Regions from separate parts of the Homo sapiens genome. Here region 2 is linked to region 1. The links are chromatin loops, found by intact Hi-C in ENCODE. Cell type or tissue: ascending aorta. All regions are shown on one strand. Each heading gives the region's core, and the rest is flanking DNA. Links, peaks and the distances in the headings are about the cores only. Region 1 overlaps RAPGEF6 (Rap guanine nucleotide exchange factor 6). Region 2 overlaps FNIP1 (folliculin interacting protein 1).

The links. A loop is a pair of places that touch in the nucleus more often than their neighbours do. Peaks named below come from ENCODE experiments on the same cell type or tissue, not always from the same donor. Only the 100,000 strongest peaks of a DNase experiment are listed, where the experiment ranks them.
Region 2: it touches region 1 in a loop (1.9-fold over the local background); 3 of 110 quality-filtered maps call a loop at or near these places.

The regions. Positions count from the first base shown.
Region 1 is chr5:131,603,602-131,606,520 of GRCh38, reverse strand. It overlaps RAPGEF6 (Rap guanine nucleotide exchange factor 6), which reads left to right. Exons shown (of 28, transcript NM_016340.6): 2 at 1,828-1,898. Among named protein-coding and RNA genes, the nearest start is that of RAPGEF6, 30 kb to the left of the region's middle. In ascending aorta, for the core only: no CTCF peak of the experiment used is centred there; no DNase peak of the experiment used is centred there.
Region 2 is chr5:131,673,143-131,676,061 of GRCh38, reverse strand. All of the region lies in intron 13 of FNIP1 (folliculin interacting protein 1), which reads left to right. Among named protein-coding and RNA genes, the nearest start is that of RAPGEF6, 39 kb to the right of the region's middle. In ascending aorta, for the core only: no CTCF peak of the experiment used is centred there; no DNase peak of the experiment used is centred there; H3K27ac peaks cover 1,703 bases.

The sequences.
Region 1 (2,919 bases), core at 396-2,895:
TATTCAAATCTTTATTTTTATATACTTAAATATCTTTTTCACTGTTACTTTAGTAAGGATTTAGCAGAAATAAATGTGGTTGTTCAATTCACTGTGGTTAATTGACAGTTGTTATCTTTGGAATTAGAGATTATTGCCTTTTTTTTTTTTTTTTTTCCCTTGAGATGGAGTCTCAATCGCCTAGACTGGAGTGCAGTGGTGCGATCTCGGCTCACTGCAACTTCTTCCCAGGCTCAAGCCATCCCTCACACCTCAGCTTCCTAAGTAGCTGGGACTACAGATGTGTACCACAAGCCTGGCTAATTTTTTTAAATTATTTTTTGTAGAGGCAAGTTTCACCATGTTGCCCAGGCTGGTCTCTAACTCCTGGGCTCAAGTGATCCACCCACCTTGGCCTCATACAGTGCTGGGATTACAGGCGAGAGCCACTGTGCTCAGCTTGATGCTTTTCTTTTCTTTTCTTTTTCTTTTTTTTTTTTTTTTTTTTTTTTGAGATGGAGTCTCACTCTGTCACCCAGGCTAGAGTGCAGTGGCACAATCTCAGCTCACTGCAAGCTCCGCCTGCCGGGTTCACGCCATTCTCCTGCCTTAGCCTCCCGAGTAGCTGGGACTACAGGCACCTGCCACCATACCCGGCTAATTTTTTGTATTTTTAGTAGAGATGGAGTTTCACTGTGTTAGCCAGGTTGGTCTTGATCTCCTGACCTCATGTTCCGCCCGCCTCGACCTCCCAAAGTGTTGGGATTACAGGCGTGAGCCACCGTGACCAGCCTAGCTTGCTGCTTTTCTTAATGGCTCCGTGTTGTCTTATTAACCTACTAGAAAACAAGTTGTCTTTAGTTTCTCCCCCAGTACCCCCACTACTATCTGATAATTTTCTTGGCCAGTTGTATATCAGAGTGGGAAGGCAGTGTTTGGAAGTAGTTTGCCCTGGTATAAAGGCATTATTCCTCATAGGAAATAGGAAGTATGTTTTTTATAGCGAATTTAAGCTTGTCTGCTTTTTATTTTTTATTTATTTATTTTTTATTATACTTTAAGTTTTAGGGTACATATGCACAACGTGCAGGTTAGTTACATATGTATACATGTGCCATGTTGGTGTGCTGCACCCATCAGCTCGTAGCTTGTCTGCTTTTAATCTTAAATGACATCAGTGGTACAATACTATTTGCTGTTAGGGATCTATAGACTCTTTCCACTTTCTTCTGCTATGCCACTGCTCTTAGTTGAGGTTATACTATGTCATCTTGAGGTTTTTGTTGTTGTTGTTGTTTTAATGCCTAGTTATCTGGGTGAGGAATAGAGAAAGATGTTCTACCTCTTTCACAGAGTGAACAATAGGATTGTACCATTGGAAATCTTTTTTATTTAGTGGTAGATTATGTCATTTTGAGTCTCTTTAGAAAGAAATTCTTTAGAAAGTCATATTTTAAGAGGAATATTGATAAACTGGGTCATCTCTAGAGATGTCAGCCAGGATATTGGATATCAAATATTTGGAGGCCACTAAAGAAGGAAAGTTTACATCTGCTTAGAAGTGAAATAATGAATTAATATACTTTCATATAAAATAATGAATTTGGGGTTCTGGCATTGTTTGAATGAATAGAGGCCATTGGTCACGTTGAAGAGGAGTTCCTTTGAGAGCTGAGGGATCTCTTCTCTGCCTTTTCAAATCTTTTATGATTCAGAGGTTTTATGATTTTTCCATAGTTAACTGCTTTGCCATAAGTGGTTGTTTGCTTAAAATCAGAATTGTGGGGTGCCTTATATTTTAAACAGCATATTTGAAAAATAATCTAATTTTTTTCTTCTGTTCCACAGGACTTAAATACTATTTATTCTTATCTTCATGGAATGGAAATATTATCAAATCTCAGGGAACATCAGCTTAGGTAAGTGTCGTTCTGTATTTAAGAGCACACGCTGTATAGCCATTCATTCATTTATTCACCAAATATTTGTTAAGCACCTTTATATTCCTTATTGTTTTAAGCCCTTGGTATATGCATTATAGATTAGATCCCTGGTTTCCTGGAGTTTATATTTTGGTAGGGGTGATTTTGGAGTTGGGGAAAAACACTGACAATAAAAACTGAATTTGTTTTTCTTATTCAGTTTTTCTTAGCCATGGGACCTTAAGTCAGAACTAACCTTTAACTGTGGTTTTGTCTTCAATAAAATAGGGGTAATGATAGTATCTTTGTTGAAGTATTTCAAGGATTAAATGAAAATAAGTACCTAAAGCAAAACACAGTGTTGAGGTTGTGCTAGTTAGTAAAGACAAAACTCCTGTTATCTTTTTGTAGTTTGTGTTGATATTTATTATGCCAAATGCTTCAGCTGGGTATGGTATGTTGTATTATAGTGTTGTATTATACAAGTGAAAGGAGCAGGAATCTTGATTTGGCCTAAGCTCCTGTGGAGAAAACCCATAAACTTTCTGAACCTTGTTTTTTTCTTCTGAAAAATGGGCTGGCTATCTGTCCTGGTTATCATATATCATTATGATTATATTTATAAAAACACTTTCGAGTGCTATAAAACACTTAACTATATAATATTTTAATTAAACATGTGTTCCCACCACGAACAGCTTATCCAGTGACTTTTCCTGGGTTTTCATCAAGTTTCTGGTTATTGACCAGATTGATAAAATATAATTATTAGAGATTTATTATTTATTATATATTTTCTGTATAACATAATTCAGCTGTTAGTGTATGCCAAATAATTATATCAGGAAGAAAGAAAACTGAAAAATTAGCATTTTGTAATACTCAAAATATTTTTTATTGCAAACTGATTTATATATTCAGCAATTTTTTTGTATGTACATGCCTCTGCCAGTAACTGTTCTTCACACTGAGGATTCAGTAGTGAATCAGACAAATGTATATTTTTTGTAATGAAAAC
Region 2 (2,919 bases), core at 107-2,606, 70 kb before region 1:
CAACAGTGCAAGACTCTGTCTCAAAAAAAAAAAAAATTAGCTGGGCGTGGTGGCAGGCGCCTATAATCCCAGCCACTTAGGAGGCTGAGGCAGGAGAATCCCTTGAACCTGGAGGCAGAGGTTGCAATGAGCCGAGATCATGCCACTGCACCGTAGCCTGGGTGACAGAGCGAGAATCTGTCTCAAAAAAATAAAGCAATTTGATAAGTTTCGCATATATGCCTCTGAAACCATCACCACAATCAAAATGGTAATCATATTGCATCACTTACAAAAGTTTCCTTATGCCTTTTTGTAATCTCTTCCTCCTCCTCCTCCTCCCCATCTCCTTCTCCCCAACTTCTCTGTTCCTCTTCCACCATCCCTAGGCAGCCACTGGCCTACTTTCTGTCATGGTAGATTACTTGCATTTTCTAGAGTTTTATATGAATGGAATCATGCAGTATATACTTTCTTTGATCTCATTCATTCAATATAATTCAGATTCACCTATTTTGTATGTATTAATGGTTCATTCCTTTTTAATGCTGAGTAGTATTCCATTGCATGGACCTTTTTAAAATCAAATTATTAGTAGTATTTTTTAAATTGGGACATTTAAATCCTTTTTTAATTCTACAATCATTTGTTGACTGTCTAGGCTCTGTTTAAAAAGCACAGAGGCTGTAAAGATGAATGATTTGGAAATTGCCCTCAAGAAGTCGACAGTCTAAGACTGTAGGTAATATATATGCAGACAACAATGATAATTCAAGGAGGAACTATAAGAGAAATGAAAAGTTTAGTGAGAGTTCAACAGGGGAGCCTACTTTTGTCCAAGTGAGGATGCTTAGGTGGGAAGCTATGGACTGGCAGAGATATTGAGGAAAGGGACAGGACATCACATGAGTAAAGAGTCTAGGTGTTAAAAGTGCAGAGCATATTCAGTGGTCCAGTTTAACTGGGGCTTTGTGCGAATAAGGATGATTTCTTCTTCTGACTGCCAAGAAGGAGGATAAGTATAAGAAAATAAAGCTGGAAAAGTAAAGTGGGAATCATGAAAGACTCACTTGCCATGCCAAAGCAATTTCAACTTACTTGGTAATTTGTGGGAATTATGGGAGTAGTTTAGAACAGTGGCATGGTGATATTTGAGCCAGTGTGTTAGCCAGAAGAGAAAATTTATCATAATAGTATCTATAGCTTATATTTATTTGAGACCTATTTATATTTGTTCCTTTAAAAAGTGTGAGGGCTTTGTAAAGTAAAAATAGAGGATTTTAAATGTGTATACTGACAACTTCAAAAATTGAATTAAGTTGAAATTAATGGCTTTGTATTCTCCTTTTTTTTTCTTTCTTTCTTGAGACAGGGTCTCACGCTATTGCACAGGCTGGAGTGTGGTGGTGCGATCACAGCTCACTGCAGCCTCAACTTCCTGGGCTCAGGTGATTCTTCCGCCTCAGCCTCTCAGGTAGCTGGGATTACAGGTGCGCGCCACCATGCCCAGCTAATTTTCTGTATTTTTTTGTAGAGACAAGGGTTTCGCCATGTTGCCCAGGCTGGTCTTGAACTCCTGGGCTCAAGTGATCAGCCTGCTTCCACCTCCCCAAATGCTGGGATTACATGTGTAAGCCACCATGCCCAGCCCTATTCTCCATAGTTTTGGCACTGAAATTACTGGTTTAATTTGAAGTATAGCATAAATATAGAAATGCTAATTTCTAGTCCTGCCCCCCTCACCTCCCCTGCTTTTAACATAATGGCTAGTCATGTTTAGAATGGATTCAAAAGTGAAAATGAACTGCATGGCTGAACTTGTTGCCCTTTCTTTTCCTTTTAGTAAGGATGAGTCTCTCTCTTCCTGCCCTTTCTGGCCTATCCTGAGTACCCAACCCTCTAGGGAATGGAAGGGGAAAATAGGCTTTTACAAACATGGGAGCTGGTGGGGTGGGGTGCTGGCTAGAGGAACAACAGTTAAAGTTCAGAGATATGACTTACTTTTTTATTTTATTTCTTTTTATTTTTTATTATTTTTATTTTTTTGAGACGGAGTCTTGCTCTTGTTGCCCAGGCTGGAGTGCAGTGGTGTCATCTCGGCTCAGTGCACCCTCTGCCTCCTGGGTTCAAGTAATTCTCCAGCCTCAGCCTCCCAAGTAGCTGGGACTACAGGTGCCCACGACACCACCTGGCTAGTTTTTGTATTTTTAGTAGGTACAGGGTTTTACCATCTTGGCCAGGCTGGTCTTGAACTCCTGGTCTCAAGTGATCCACCCATCTCGGCCTCTCAGAGTGCTGGAATTACAAGCGTGAGCCACTGTGCCCGGCCCCAGAGATATGATTTAAATCAGGAATGGTTAAGTGTGTGGTGTGACGACTATAGCTTTGCTCCATTTTACCACTACTCCTTTCCTCTCCTTGCAAGCCAGTGGATATTGTGCTTTGTCTTTTCTTGATTGGACACAGCTACAGAATCCTTGTGTACATAGTACTTCAGGCAGTACTTCTCTAACAAGGTAAAAATGCTCTGCATGGAGCCTGGGTTAGAGAATATTCTTGGGATATGTGAGTTTCAGAACTGACTCTTTGCTTGAGGTTTCTGAACCATAGCATTTGTTTAAAGAGGAAACCAGAAAACCCTTAAATTCACCTTTCTCTCTGGTTAAGATTATTCATCTCATCTTCCTCCCTTGAATAGTCACTCATCTGTTAAAGAACTAAGAGTGAGGCCAGGCATGGTGGCTCACGCCTGTAATCCCAGCACTTTGGGAGGCCAGGGCCAGTGGATTGCTTGAGCCCAGGAGCTCAAGACCACCCTAGGAAACATGGCAAAACTCTGTCTCTACAAAAAAAAAAAAATACAAAAAATTAGCCAGGCATGGTGGCACGCGCTTATAGTCCCAGCTACTCAGGAGGCTGAGGTAGCAGGATCACCTGAGC